Regions from separate parts of the Homo sapiens genome. Here region 1 is linked to region 2. The links are chromatin loops, found by intact Hi-C in ENCODE. Cell type or tissue: K562. All regions are shown on one strand.

Region 1 (8,000 bases), 71 kb before region 2:
ATCATGTTCCCTCTTTTGCTTTTCATTTTGTATGTGAGGAAGGTCACTGTGAGCGCTAGTAGAAATCTACTAAACCAATGACCCAACCATTCCCAAGACTATAGCTACTATCTGCTGTGAATTGTATATATCTGCGGGAGGCTTAATTTCATGCAAATGTATCCTTGTTTGTCAGCATAATTCTGGTGCTTCCTCCCAACTAGCCAGCAGGTGGGTGGTCAGTGAACATGCCATCAATTTAATATTAGCCTAAGCAAAGCTGAAAGGTAAATTAATGTATTATGAGAGTCAGAATACATTGACATTAGCTTTCAAATACAATCTGAGGAAGACCGCAAGAATTTAGGACAGGGTGCCTTATAGTTAAGTAGAACAAGAGCAAAACTAGGTGTCAAGAAGCTGGGTCCCTATCTCATCCTATTTACCTCAGAGCTTTTGACTTCAGCGAGTTGTTTTATATCCCTGGGCCTCAGGGTGTTCGTCTGTAACATCGGAGTATGGACTACCATTAGAAGTGACTTGAAAGTCTGAAATTCCATTATTATTCTACATTTATCACAGAATTAATATACTTCCTATTCAGCTCCATCCCGGAGGATTTGGCAATTTATATCTTTCTGAAATGAACAGTTACAGAATTTAAATATGACACTTTTTTGAAGGGACATAGAATATCTTCTTAGCCTTTAAAGTATCAAAATACATCTCTCTGGGAGTGGGAGGGATTTAGGAAGTTTCAGTGTTTCCTGGCAGAGGTTGAGGTTTCTTACCTTGCCCAGAATCAGCAAGTAAACTGCACTAATTTGTCTTATATTTGACTTTCTAACACTGATTTTTCTGATTTTTCCCTGTTCGACCCTCCAATTTATAAAAATGTGTATAATTGTTCTGCTGCTTCTGCTTTTGCCTGCTTTGGCTGCTGCATATACAGGTGAAGATCTGGAAAGAAATGATGGATCTACAGAAAAACCCTACTTCGTAACCCCTAACCTGCATGGAATTCTGATCAAGAAGCAACTAGTTCCCCAGAAGCAGAAAGAGTAGAAAAGCTCCAAACAGTGTCACTCATTTTTAAGTAGAAGTTGTGTAAATTAGGTTGATTGTAATTTGGAAATGTTGCTTTTGAGTAATGTGAAATTTCTGTGCTTAATTCTAAGAAGTCAGCACCTGGTACTACCTGAGGTGTCAGGTATTTGATGACATTAGCTGCTGTCTACTTTATAGACAGTGGTCCCAGCTAAAGATCAAAATGTTAATGTCAAACGTTTTTTAAAATCTGTAGCCGAGAGTGTTTTAATAACTTTTATAACTCAGCGTGCTGTTTCCATTGCAGCACTTTAATAGCCTTTCTTTTTATAAGTGTATATTTGTAAAGGATATTCAGGCAATTTTTGAAAACACTATAAATGTGTAATTAATTAGCCATAAAATATTGATTTATAGTTAACCAGCATATGGTACTAAATTTGTAAATATGGTGCTATGGTTATATTTATACTGTTCAAGCTGGTGGACAACTCTCTAAACTGTGATTAAACTTGTATTAATGGTTCCCTAGGAAGTATATTTCAGTGAGTCATGTCCATAACAAACATAGATGTTAATGTTATATAGGTTCTACGGAGAGCATTACTGGGTAAAAAATACTATGGAACCTTCAGAGCCCATTCTGTTTTAGTGAAATCATGTTTATATTGAAGTCGAATCTGAGTTCTGGAGTGTCATTTCCAACAACATGAACCTCTGTCCATGGTGAAAATATTCTGAACAAAACTGAAATTGTTACATAACTCATGCCTTTTGTCTTTAACCCAAATTTCTTATTCCCACTATATAGAAAATCAATATGAATTTGTTTCAGAAGAGTGATTATATCTTTTCATGAGTATACCTGTATTTCTAGATTAAAGAGATTGTGTGGCTTTGTTCTACAGAAGGTTTGATTTTGTCTCACCTTTCAGTGAGGAAAGAGAAAAGAAAGACACTTCAGATTTTACCCTAAGGAAATATACTGTTGGCGCTCCATCATCTAATACCTTTATGAGGGGCATACTGTGGGTTAGGAACTCTCTCTCTGCAGGGCTTAGGAGGAAAGTTGTTGCCACCTGCCACCGCTGGCCGCCTGAGGTTTCTGATAGTCATGTGTAAGTTTTGAATGGCAGAACAAAGCATGAATCAGACACACATCTTGCCTAGCCATCCCCTGTGTGCAAATGTGTATGATGTGGTTAACCATGTAAAAATGCACCCCAAAAGGAGCATTGAATCAATTTGTATTTTCTTGGCTTTTACCTTAAACTTGTATATAAGGATTATTTATATATTGACAGAAAGGAACATGTTGATCTGAATATCACTCATATATCCAAGAAAAGAGTCAGAAATGTATTGTTGTGTTATAGATTGATCTAAATACGTATTAATTATCTTCAAGTGTAGACACCTAGATTTAAACTGACTCTGTGGCAGATTAATTAATAGCAATAAGCCAATGAATAGGGAAGATTTTTAATATATAATGACTACCAGCTTGTTCTTGGCTTACATTCTTGAGATTATTGTATTCAAAAGTGTCAGTTGGCTTCACATTTTGGCAAAGAGCCTTCTGCATTCTTATTCTCCTTGAAGCATAATGCAGATAATGACAACTTATCTTTCTAGATTAGTCTTTTATTATTCAACAAGACAAAGGCCACAACAAAGGACTAGTAGAATAGTGACCTCTACCTGAGAATTTGTTATAACTATAGATGTTTGTGCTCTGCCCAAGAGATTCTGATATACTGTGATTTGATGTGAGCCACGATGTGAATTATTATAAAGTTCTCTAGTTGATTCTGATACACATAAAAGTTGAAAAATTGGCCATGTGTGGTGTCTCACGCCTGTAATCCCAGCACTTTGGGAGTCCAAGATGGACAGATCACTGGAGCCTAGGAGTTCCAGACCAGTCTAGGCAACATGGTGAAACCCCATCTATCTTTATAAAAAATATAAAAGTTAGCCAAGTGTGGTGGTGCACACCTGTAGTCTCAGCTACTTGGGAGGCTGAAATGTGAGGGTCACTTGAGCCCAAGAGATCGAGGCTGCAGTGAGCCATGATCACACCACTGCACTCCAGCCTGGGTGACAGAGCAAAACCCTGTTTAAAAAAAAAAAGTTGAAAAAATCACTTGAATAAAATAAAAATCAACACATAAACAAGTTGCCAATTTATATTATGAGCTAACATCTAGTCAGAAAAATATTCTCCATTTACTACTTATTTGTGTAATTGAAATATGTAGAATAAAAATGAGCATTGTTTTTGAGAAGATATTTAGAAGCCATTTTCTTACAAAGCAATTAAACTAAAAACTGTGAAAAACCAGGGCAATGTTCCTCAAAATTTGCAGTTGATGTGTTTGAAATCTGAAATTTCACAATTTTTATTTTTCAAGGCTATACTATTTAAATTATTGATGGCAAAACAGAATCAATTTTAAGCAAATATAGTAATTTAGAAAGTAAATTGAAAAAAAGAAGGTGAAAGTTATTTTCTCAATCATGCAACTGAGAGACACGCAATATTGGCAGAATCTGACCTGTTACACAGAATGAAATAATATCTTGCTGACATAATCACAAGGGCTTATTGTTTTCGCATAACTATGTTTACAATAATGTTGATGCCAAACTATGCTGTTTAAAAAACAACAACAAAAAAAAAACAACAAAAGGATTTTGAACTGCTGTAAAGCGAGTATACAGCAGATGGCGGTGTTACTTCTCTTACAGTTCTGCTTTGATATTTACTCTGTACCATTCTTCCTCCTAGTGGAAGATTTAGAAAGAAATGATGGTTCTACTGCAAGACCTTATTATGTGAGTCAACCTTTGCTGAAGATTTTCCAGGAGGAAAATCCACAAACTAGGAAGCAGTAGAAGAGCAAACTGGTCGTCCTACAGCTGTGTGTTACCTTTTCTCCATCTGCTGTGTCTGTGCAACATTTGTTTCATAAGTGCTTTGTGTTTAGCAACACTGTATTCACGACCTTGTTGGCTTGCATTTGCATGTTTTATACCAAAGCTTATACTGTACTATGTGAAGCCATCAGAAGTCGCAAGGGAATTGTTAATAACATAAAACATTTTTATACTAAGATCATTTGTTTTGTAATTCGTTTTTAAAGAGTGGCTTGGATGTTTTGAAAATACTACTGAATATGTTAATATTCTTTTAAATCTTAGATTGAAAAATGATACATTACTTAAATTGATAGCTCCTAATATATTTTTAAAATTACAACTAAAAGAAGACTTCTTCTGCAGGGAAAATTGGTCAGCAAAGTGAAATTAAAAATTTTAAAGTTTTTCCCACTCTCGTTGGACAGTAAATCAGTGAAAGGACTGCCCCAGTTGAGAGTTTGCTCTCTTTAAGTATAGAATGTTTCCTCTTAAACAAATTGCCAATCATCCAGCCTTTACTACTTAGCCCTCTGACAAAGTGCCTTACTGGCTATTTAATATTACCCAGCTTTTATGGGCAAGTTTACAAACATTGTTTTTTAAAAAATTAAAACCTGCAATGTTTCGTGATTAAAACAAGTCTTATTGCATTTGTTTCACTCTTAGCTCACTGATTGGAAAACATTTGTCATTTTGCTCTGTTTGATATCCTCACTATTATGGAATACATTGTGCAGCTAAACAATTTCCCTTGCGCCTAGTGGACATTCATGAATGTGTACTACACGCAAGAAGAAACAAACCCCGAAAGAACACTTGTTGGATTTCTTTGTTTTTTTTTTTACTAAAAGAGAAGTTTTAAAATGAAATGTTTTCTATAGTAGATCTTTGAAAATACAATAGGTATAATACTGCATTTCTCAGTGTTTTACAAAGATCAGAAAGAGAAACTTCTAGGAATTGCAAAGGGAAACTTTACTCCTCGAAAGGGTGCTCACAGATGTCATGTACTGAATAGCTCCCTTTTAAATGATCATTTATTTTCATCAAAGCCTGTTCTATATATGCCACTTCATTTTCTAACTTTTGGTATGAAAAAATCAGTTTACTTACAGTATGTTAATTGTATTGTACTACTATAAACAGGAACATAATTTCCAATTCAGTTTTAAATAATTTTACCAGTACTACTAACTTTTAAGGAAATTAATTCAGTTGGTTACTCAGTGTTTGTTACAGAAAGAGTCCAGAAAAGTATTCACCCTAAGAGAATGTCAATCATATAATGATAATTTGTGAAAGCTTTGAGAATCAATCATCAGTAAGTTACTATCAGTTTATAAAATATTATCACATTTGTTTAAATGTGACTTTAGATACTTTTATGCCAAAAATAAACTCACATGAGCACATGACAGTCTGAGCTCTATAATCAGTGTGCTTCTGCTGTGCAGAAATGTTAGAAACGTATTGTCTAAATATCTTTGATAATTAAAATGTTTAATATTTAATGAAATTTGTTGTTACTTGTTTTAAATCTTTTTTCTTTTAATAAAGATTTAAATAAGAAATAACTGCCTGTCTTTTGGTTTCTTTAATCTAGAAAAAGAGAAAAGCTTTTGTTTTCAAAACCCACTATACTATGACAGTATCTTCTCTATACCAAATATCTAGGTGGGTTTTTTATTTTAAACTAGATTTATATTTTTAAAATTTTCCACTTTTCTCCAGCTGTGCATTGACAAATCAAATAAGTGAAACCGATAATTTATACAAAGGAAATAAGTCAAAGCTAAATGGATGAGATACTTTAAAAAAAAAATCAAACAGCCTAAATTAGTCAGTTTTTCTTTGTTTTTATTTGCCAAAGGTTTGCTCAGTCCTTCATTTCATTTTGTCAAAATTTATAGGAGAAAAACGTTATTATTTTCAAGGCGGGTGTAAATTTAGAGGCCCTAAAGAATATGAACACCAATTAACAGTTTCCTAAAGCAAGATTAAACATACCTATCACTGATTTATCTTAAGCTAAATTTTAAAACAAATATATTGATGTCTTTTCTTAGGTTGAATTATATATTAAATCTTCAAAATTAATTATTCTTTAAAATTTAATGGGTTTATTTTCTTTCTTTCTTTTTTTTTTCTTTTTTGAGATAGAGTCTTGCTCTGTCTCCCAGACTGGATTGCAGTGGCACCATCTCCTCTCACTGCAACCTCCGCCTCCCGGGTTCAAGCAATTCTCCTGCCTCAGCCTCTCATGTATCTGGGACTACAGGCACCCACCACCATGCTGAGCTAATTTTTGTATTTAGTAGAGATGAGGTTTTACCATATTAGCAAGGCTGGTCTTGAACTCCTGACCTCAGGTGATCCGCCCGACTTGGCCTCCCAAAGTGCTGGGATTACAGGCGTGAGCCACTGCGCCCAGCCCTAGAATTTAATGGGTTTCTTTCAATGAAAACATTAAACAATGATCTTGCAGTTTTCAGTGTTCTTTTAAAATAAGAACACAATAAGATAATAAAACAATAAGACATGGTATTAATATAGCTAATGATTCTTTTTTATTTGAAATAAAATATAATGTAGTTTCCACAAGAAAGTCAAATTCTGCTTTACGTCTTAATAACTCCTACTTTTCAATGATGAAGCACTTATGTTGGTAAATAAATGATATACCATTGTGCAATGATTAATTTGTTTTTTCTATGTCCCTAAAGAGCTTAAAAAGAGTTAGTGTGTCTGTATAGTAAAATCACACTATGAAAGGTTCTATGGGATTGTCAGGGACAATGTAGTTCTTATTTAAACTGCTATTGGAAAACAGGCTCTGTGTAACAATTTCTCACTTTTCTTTTAGTATACAGCTGACTAGCACTCATTCCAATGTATGTTCTTTCACTTTTACAAGTGGTGCCTCAGGAAATTGTTCTTAAACTATAACCAGGCATAGTAATTATCTCCCTTATTATCTGGTTCTGGATTGGGGAACATGCTTTATAAATCAGTTTTTGTTGGCAAAAGATATGGGGACAAATTTGAACTAAAATCATTATTGCAGACCATAGTGTATGAAATGACATCTTAACGTTTTTTCCAGTTTCTTGCAAATGTTAACCTTAGATGTGTGTAAATGATTATTTTATAATAAAATATAGATATATGATTATAAGAATACAATTCAACAAATCATTAATGAAAAAATCAATATAGCAGATCCACATTCCATTGATATTAACAACTTTGTGTCATAATCTAATTCTCATTATCTAGGTCTAATAAATAAAGTAAGTAAAAAAACAAATATATATATAGAGAGAGAGAGACAGAGAGCGCAGATAAAACATTACTTCTTCGAAGTTACTTCCCATATTAGGGCTAAAATGGGCATTAAAGACATTTCTCTCAGGACCTAGCTGAGTTACTTCCGGTTATTAGTGAATCAATCATCATCAAGAAAACAAAGACAACCCCCATTAAAACAAATGTGAGGCTGGGCACGGTGGCTCACGCCTGTAATTCCAACACTTTGGGAGACCGAGGTGGGAAGATCATGAGGTCAGGAGATCGAGACCATCCTAACTAACATGGTGAACCCCGTCTCTACTAAAAATACAAAAAATTAGCCAGGCGTGTTGGCACGAGCCTGTAGTCCCAACTTCTTGGGAGGCTGAAGCAGGAGAATTGCTTGAACCCGGGAGGTGGAGGTTGCAGTGAGCTGAGATCATGCCACTACACTCCAGCCTGGGTGACAGAGCGAGACTCTGTCAAAAAAAAAAAAGTGCATTCCTTCATGGACATAGAGTATCATTTATTCAAAGCTTAGACAACAGAATGATGTTACCATCATGGACCCTATTAAATGTATCAGGTCAAACTGAACTGCCCTTTCCCCCATTTACAACTTCGCAATTGCTTGGAATGAAAGGCAGCCAAAATGTGTAGAATCTGGCGACATCTTTTGTCATGGTTTCTGCACTGGGGGAATGGGGGCTGTTATGTGACAAATTTAAAAGCAAGCAATTCAGTTTTACTATTTGAAGTCACTA
Region 2 (8,000 bases):
GCGGAGTAGGAGGGGGAGAAAGTATGGAGAAACAGATCAGAAGTTCCGAGCGTGCTGCCCGCCCCAGCCTCGGCGCGGGGAGCGAGCTAATGAAGGCCCTCAGAGTGCGGGGCAGCGCGTGCAGCCGTCACGGCGCCTGAGCCCGGGCGCCGCGGGCGGGCTGGCGCGCAGCCTCCTTCGCTGGCCGCTGGCGGCCGCCACCCGAGCGCTGGTAGCTCGTCCCGCGCTCCCCGGGCTCCGGGTCTCCGGCGCTCACCCGGGCACGTCGGTTCCCCGCCCCCCCGCCGGGGATAACAAGTTAATAACAATCATCCCCTCACAAAGCTCTTTCTTTCCAGACGTCAATCATAGCGGAGCGGGGAACACCGGGCTAAAGGGGGTGCGGGGCAGTGGGAGGTGGAGTGCGAGAGAAGAAAAGAGGATTGAGGAGGGGGTGGGAGAAGAAACTAGATTTCTTTAATAACCTCAATTAAAAGAGCAAGACACATATATATTTTAAAAAGGGGGCTTTTTGAATAGGATAGCCCGAAAGGTGAAGAGGTTTAATAGGATACTTGAAAGCTAATTACAGCGGGATTTAAGAAGCCTGGTGTTTGTTCCGATGACAATTTGAATGAAAATGCTTCAGATTAAACCGAGCCAGCAGCTCTTTCGTAAACTTACAGCAATTAGAGTGGCGAGTGATTTACACTCGTTTCTTTAAGGTGTAAATTGCCACTTATTGCTCAGTAAGTCAACATTTGAGCTACTAAAGGATTATTTTTAACCAGCGCAAAAAGCGGGTAGAATAATGGAAAATATCCAGCTGAATTTAATTTGTGCCATTAAAAGAACTCACCCAACCTCTGACAAAATGTTTTAAAGAAACAACGCGCGTTACTCAAGTGTTTCCAAGTATTTGCTGGAGTTTTGTTCTTAAACGAAAACGCAGCGTCCCTGGGCTTAGACCGCTTTCGTTTCCAAAAACTCTAGCTCGGGGGCGGGTGGGTACCCCGAACTCGAGCGGCTCGCACTTCTGCATTTCTGACTGTTCGCCTCCCCTTCTCCCTCCCTCTGGAAGCACCAGGCAAGATACCAACCTGGGGGCCTCCCGGACCGTCGGCCGAGACCCTCCCTTTCTGGGGTGCGCTCCCTACGCGGGACCCAGCGTAGCTGCACTGAGGCCGCGTCCTCACACACAAAGGGCGTTTAAACAGAACAGCTCCGCTTTCGCCTGGTGTCCCCAACCGGCTTCGGAGCAAAGAAATAGTCAGGGGCGCCCCGCGCGCGTCCTGCTGAGGCCCTCAGACAGGCTGCAGATGATTTCAAACTTAAAACACCAAATACCCACAGGTCCTGCCTCCCGAGTGAGGTGAGAGCTTGTCAGCTTCCCCAGTCTACTCAGACAAACCGCGTGACTCGTTTTGTGCCCTGCGGTTTTCTTTTGGCATTTTAGGTAAAATGGCTCTCCCGGCAAGCCCAGGGATCCCGGAGGCCTTTCTGGAGCCCCGCAGAGGGAGGTGTGCCTCAGGGCAGGCAAGTGTCCGCGGGCAGCCGAACGAAACGAGCCAGGTCTCCGGTTCCACCCGACAGCCGCCCAGTCCTCCCGACCCACTCTCCCGGACCGCCACGATCACCACAGCAAATAGAACAAAAGCACGACTCACATGGACCTGAGAGCGCCTTAGGCTCGAGGCTTCATCTCCCAAATTACAGTCTCCATGTCTCAGGTTAAGTGAGCTTTTGGGGAGGGAGTGCAATGATTACTGACTAACGCTACTACGTAATAAAAAAAAAAAATTGCCAGGTCTGAAGATGAGGCCGTTACAGGTAGTTTCTGAACCTTGTTTAGGAGCCCAAACAACTCGAGTTTCAAGGACACTGCGATTCAGCTGGTCTGGCCAGGCGTCGGCTCGCTCACCTTCTCAGGGGGAACTGCCAGCTCCGGCACGTCCTTTGCTACTAGTTTACACACAAACATCTGATCGTTCTTCCAATACATGGCACTGCTAGGGCTGCTTATCACATACCAACTCCAGAGGGTCAGAGGCTGTCCGTGTCTGCCGATCTCCCCCCTCCCCCGCCCCGATCCACTAATAAAAGCTGATGCCGAGAAGGATAATGCTACAAGTGTGTCTTCGTCCAAAGAGGCCGCTGTGGCCTGACCACTTTCTGATGAACCGTTCTTAAAATTCCTTTCCCAGCTTCACTGAGCTCTGAGTGAAGTGAGCACTGAGCTTTTCCTGAGTCCCTCCAGGAAAAGAAAAAAAAAAAAGTTTTGTTTTCCAGAGGGTGGAACCTAATATAAAGGAAGGGGGCGTGTGGGGGAAAGTCTTTCCTGGAGAAATTGCTTCGCCTCTTTCAGGAAAACCCGCCTTCTCTACATGTTAAAATCTTTATCAGAACACGCCAACTGACTTCAGGTTTAGTACTAAAGAAAAAAAAATTGGGGGATGTCCTGTTAACTTGACTTTAAAAAATCTGCTGTCTGCATTTGCCATAACTTTTAAATTCTCGCTCCCCAACCCAAACCTAAACAAAGATTCAGGTTACATCTCTTTCTGCAGCAAGCAGAAGGGGAAGTGGAGGTCTGGGTGACTTGAAAGTTTTAGTCATTCTCTTGAAACTCGCAGCTGTCCGGTGTAGCCGAGGAATGCCACCGCTCCTGGCAGCCTGGGAGCTGACTTATCTAGCAGTTCGCGCTCCCTTTCCGAAAAGTTTTCTCATTAAGATAAAGAAGGAACATCTGAGCAACACAAAAGCTTATGATTTGCGACTAGATTTGAAATCAAGGCTACAAGAAAGACAAAAGTATGTTGCTAATGAGTATTGCTCTTTCATCTCCTAGACAAAATGTAAGCCCGAGCAGCCTTGTCTTCTGCCTCAAGTTCTGACTGCGGGGCGGGGAAGCGGCGGAGGGAGGTATTCAGGGTACCTTAATTTTGATTAAGATTGGAAGGTGTGTTTGTTTAAACAGACTCTTTGTGGTATAAACTTTATTTCATTATTTAGTGTATAAAGACAAATTTGGTTAAAAGATTATTTTTAAATGATTTTTGTTTCCATTTAAAAAGCTAAACTTCTGAAACTAAGAAGATCTAGGAGTCTATTTCTTAAAGGCCTTTAACAGAATCATAGGATTTTGCTTTAATTAGATGGAAATATATATGTAAAACACACACACGCACACACACATATCTTATCTCCTTGCCTTATTTGTATAGAAGAAAAAGAGCGAAATGATCTTGCCCAGACCCCAGCTCGGTCAGCAGCCGGCTAGCGGAGGAGATAGATAGCCTTTCCTGTGATGAAGTGAGCCTGTGTAAGAGTCTGGGACCGAGTTACCACTACAAATTTAGTTTTTCCTCCATTGCATTTTTCTCCCATAAACACTAGAGTCTTCAGAGCATTTTCCTATCGCCATTGTTTTTCTTTTCGCGCAGCTGCGCACAAGTTAATATTAGCCATCCCCCTGCCGGTCCTCTCTGGGAGATCTCGTTTAAATTTACTGAGCGAAGGGAGGAGGACGATATAATTAATCTGTGCCCTCTTAGAAAATTGAAAGATTGGGGTGGACTGACTTTTCAAAAAGCTAACTTGTGCGTGGGAACCAGAAAGACTTGTGTTTTTCATCAAATGCAGAAATCGGTATTGGGGGTGGTGGAGAAATTCACATAATGCATTTTCCATGAAATAGCATCGTTGTGGAGACCGCTCTTCCGAATGGAAAGTCAGAGTCGTGCAGAACATTGGCGCCATCAGGTCGTGTATAGAGCAGGATTTCGTTGAAAGTGGAATTAAACATAAAGGTCCGGTTTGGATATTTAATTACAGTGTGTGTGTGTGTGTGTGTGTGTGTGTGTGTTAGGGTTTAAAGTGAATCTGGGGTACTGTCTGGCTACTATCGAGGAGAATTTATCGCGCGGGTCATTTGGAGATCCAGAGAGAGCTGGAGCTGTGTTAGGGAAGCAGGGCGGGGGTGCGGGCATTTATGCGGTCTTTCCACCCACCCTCGCCTAATCAGGCGGCTCTCAGTCAGGTTTTCAAAATACTAACCTTGATCTAAGAGCGTCTATCTCTGCATAAGTGGAGAAAATGATTCATTTTTAGAGGTTTCTGGGCTTGGGGAAGAAGAATGGTCGTCAGACAGGAGCAGAAGACGTGAAAGATTGGTCTGGCCTCGCTTTACTCCAGGCGCCTTGTGGGATGCTGACCTGTCCCGGGGTGCAGCTGCGCGCACCCCTCCTTGAGCTGTAAGCCTCTGGGCGGTGAGTCAATTTCTATGTCCTGGGCGGTATAAGCCTTTGGCTGGGGGTCGAGTGTGCAAGAAGAGGGGAATGTGTTTGCTATGAATCCCAGGGCTGATCGTCCTGTCGGTCTGGGGTCCAACGACCTTCTGACCTTTTGTCAGGGGTGGGCGTACGAAGGTATAGCTTCTTCCTGGTGGCCCGGTTCCCTGGAGCTCGCGTCACGCCTCTTACCCACGCTCATCCTCGGCTGGGGCAACGGAAAAGTTATCTTCCTACTTTACAGGGGTGCGCTAAAAATCAAAAGAGTTTTTGTTTGTTTGTTTGGTCTTAGTAATGAGGGTTTTTAGCCCAAACGCCAATTGATTCCAATTTTGAACGAAGACTCTGATCAAAAAAACATCATCTTATGTGTCCACAGGTGGAAAAGCAATCGCCTGCGTCGTGACAGTTCCTACCTACTAAATTGAAAATTTGAAAATCAGAGGCGGCAGGCCCACCCAAGGTGTCTACCAACATCCGTGGACCACAGGGCTTTTTGCAAGCCCATGGGAAAGACAGCCTGAGAGACTTCGGAGTGCGTCCTGTCCCAGGCTGTGCCTCTCCTGCTTAAGGGAAGCCTTGAGTGTATCTCCCTAAAAACAGATGGGGGCAGGGAAGGGGTCTAGATCCCGTGGAGCCAGGCCTTGATTGGAGGTCCGGGCTGGAGAGAGGGAACATCAACCCGCCCTGACCCCCACAGCTTCCACTCACCCGAAGAGCTGCCTAATTGGGCTGCGAGCAGCTGCGAAATTTGTAATCGTCTAATGAGCCTTCCGCCTCGGTAATTCTTATCAAAAGGCATAAAACTGATATTTTCACACTCAGCTCGCACTGCAGGCGCCGTTTATAAACATCCTTCATCAGTGGGATGAAATTAAGCCTGCATTGACAGAGGTCTCTGGAACTCGATATTTAAAAGCAATAGATCCGAATTAGCAAATTATAACTTTAAGTAGGGAAAGTCCCCACCAACTTGACTATTGAACCCTTTGCCTCTGAGCTCCTCGGGGTGAGTAACCACACGTTTGAGAGAACTTAACCTGGAGGTTCTGCGGTGCTCAGGCAATCTCCGGAAACTCGGATTCCCGAAACTGCCCCTGCTACGGCTCCTCCCGCCCGCCTTCTAGGGACTCGCCTGGGTCAGACCTGTGGAGATCGGGGCGAGGCACAGCTGGAGCCTGAGAGAAAACGTGGTCAAAGGAGGCGCATCCAGGACTCCCGGGCGGCCTGCAGGCGCAGAAACAGAGCCCTGCTCTTGCGGACCCGAGCTTTCCCTGGCCCGCGGCCCTCACCGCCCACCTCCAGGGCTCCAGCGCCAAGGGTACAGTGGGCCATAGGACTGTAGGAGGCGGTGGAGGATGGGGAGACTTTCGCGATCATAAGAAGGTGCGGATTCTGGCAGAATTCTGGTTGGCGACTCCTTCGATCCCTGAAGGTGAAATCTCAGCTAAAACCACTCTGAAACTGTGGATGTCACACTTGGTTCAGGGTTAGGAGACCGTGTCTTTGGATTTTTGCCCATCACGTGTAACCATTATAAATATTAGTCTGGAAAAAGACTTTAGGAGATTGCTTCTAGAGGTTCTTTCCACAAACTTACCCTGCTCAGAATCTGCATAACCCCTCAGAGATGGCAGAGCTGTATACGGGCTCACCTTGGGACTTACCGGTCCCAGACTCCGTTTTATACCTTGCTACCCACAGTTTCTGAGGGTAAGAGAGGGGTGCTTTTATTCACGCCAGTGGAGGTCGCCAAAAGCGGGCGAGGGCCTCCGTCTGGGACCCACTGGTCTCTCTCCCACTGTGGGCCAAGACTGAGGTTTGATGGGCTTCCCAGCTGGGCAAGCCTGCTCCACGCGGGACACCCGGGAATCCACTGGCGGGCAGACCCTGCCTTCGCCACCCGCCCCGCGGCATTCCTCACTGCGGTCTGATGCGCCAGCTGGGGCCAGTTGTTTCAAGCGGTTCTGGAGGACCAATAGCGGAAAGCCAAGTTCTGCGACCAAGAGTCTGTACGAGTGACTCGGTGTTTCTTTCCAGCCGGTTCGCAGAGCGCCAGTAAGCTCTCCCGGTCCGCTACGGAAGAAATAGGGGAAGCGTTTCCAGTCTAAGAGAGAGGATGGGAGAGAGAAAATTAGGAACCACGCCGAAATTAAGCAGGGCAGCCTGGAAAGCTTCCCGGCTAAAAGCTATGGCGCGAAACGCTAAAGTCCATCACACCATTTATTCATTGTGACATTTCCAAGCCGACAATAGCGCCTTAAGCACGCCTGTGGTTTGGAGGTGCCGGTTTTATATGCATTTTACTGTTTAGAATGATAAACAAATCAGGACCAATGGAAACCTGATTCTAACCTCTTTCTACAGAACTCTGCCTGCATAATTCTGTAAAAGCCGAAATCCAAGGTGGCCAGAGAGAGAGAGAGAGAATCCAACTCTCTACCCGCCTCCCTTTACCGCGTTTCCCTACAAGTCCTAGGCAAACCGGGCAGATATAGCCTGGAGTTCGCTGATCAAGAAAGAGGATGGAACCGAGGCCCTTCAGGCTTCTCCTCCCCTTCCACATCCCCGTTTTCCCACTTCCCCAGGGATGTCTGAAAGCCCAACTCGGCCAGTGTGGCAGGAAAGTTAAACTTTATCTAAGTGCAAAAACCAGATGGTTTTCTCGGTTTCTGGGGATAGGTGAGAGGCAGAAGTGGGGCTGTGTGAGCCTCCTATTCACAGGCTTGGATGACATTTTGATAAGGGAACCCTCAGCTCAAGTTGTTAGCCAGGGTGAATGAGCCCCACACAAGCCTGCGCCGACCGCCCACAACTTTGGTGTCTAAGGTTCTCCCCAGCAACACTTCCACCTCCGGTGTAACTCGTAAAGCTATGCTTTTACAAAAAAAAAGTTGGCCCAAGAATCTTGAGCCATGAATTTTAAAAACTTAAATAACTTCTATATGCCATTTCTGCTACAGGAGACTGGTTCTTGTAACTGTGGCAAGGTTTTCTTCCTTTCCTTCCTATCCTCCTCCTCTCCCTTCCTCCTTCCCTGCTTGCCTTCCTTCCTTCATGGGAGTTCAGGGTTTAAGAGGTAGGCAACGTGTTATTATAGTAAGAGCACAGGTTTGAAGTTAGTAAAATATGTAATGGAATTTTGAGCAATTTAAATTTTTAACACTTGAGCTTTCTCATTTGTAAAATGAAGATGGCATCACTTGGAAATTGTCATAAAAAATCACAATGTTGAATTAAGTGCTCATCCACACAGGAGGTTCTTAGTGAACATAATGTTTCTCCTACCACATCCTCCTTCACCTCTCTAGAGAGGTCTGGATGTAGAGGAGCCACCAAAGGCCCAATTTCCCCAGTGAAGGGTAGGTCAATGTTCTTCAGCGAGTTGACCACTTCTAGGGGTTCAGAGGGTCATGAGGTTAGACGCACCTCCCTGGGCTGCAGAGGCTCCAGAGATGAGTGCAGCTGCCTGTAGCCACCTCTGTCGTGGCAACTAGGCCCAAGGATGCACAATGAACACCTTTTTCATCTCCTTTGTCGCTGGTTTATTTGAGAGTTAATCTATAACATTTAAAAATGCTTGGCACCCTTCTGTCAGTTTGCACAACCTTCTGAATATTGTGAAAATGGCAGTAATCATAGCTGTTGATTATTATTTGTCAAATGCCCCCACTGACGTTATGGCACACAACCCTACTTTAATTTATCCAAAGCCCTATTTTACCAAGCCAG

What was found. A loop is a pair of places that touch in the nucleus more often than their neighbours do. Peaks named below come from ENCODE experiments on the same cell type or tissue, not always from the same donor. Only the 100,000 strongest peaks of a DNase experiment are listed, where the experiment ranks them.
Region 1: it touches region 2 in a loop (2.1-fold over the local background); 2 of 110 quality-filtered maps call a loop at or near these places.

Annotation. Positions count from the first base shown.
Region 1 is chr1:75,199,651-75,207,650 of GRCh38, reverse strand. It overlaps SLC44A5 (solute carrier family 44 member 5), which reads left to right. Exons shown (of 24, transcript NM_001130058.2): 24 at 3,818-5,522. The coding sequence ends at 3,924. Among named protein-coding and RNA genes, the nearest start is that of LHX8, 69 kb to the right of the region's middle. In K562, a CTCF peak has its summit at 3,769 (motif pointing right); a DNase peak (open chromatin) is centred at 3,800.
Region 2 is chr1:75,128,601-75,136,600 of GRCh38, reverse strand. LHX8 (LIM homeobox 8) reads right to left here and starts at 2,213. Exons shown (of 9, transcript NM_001256114.2): 1 at 1,647-2,213. LHX8-AS1 (LHX8 antisense RNA 1) reads left to right here and starts at 4,025. Exons shown (of 2, transcript NR_187397.1): 1 at 4,025-4,247; 2 at 4,648-8,000. RefSeq lists enhancers at 1,396-1,908, 4,066-5,265 and a silencer at 6,171-6,371. In K562, no CTCF peak of the experiment used is centred here; no DNase peak of the experiment used is centred here; H3K27me3 peaks cover 6,833 bases.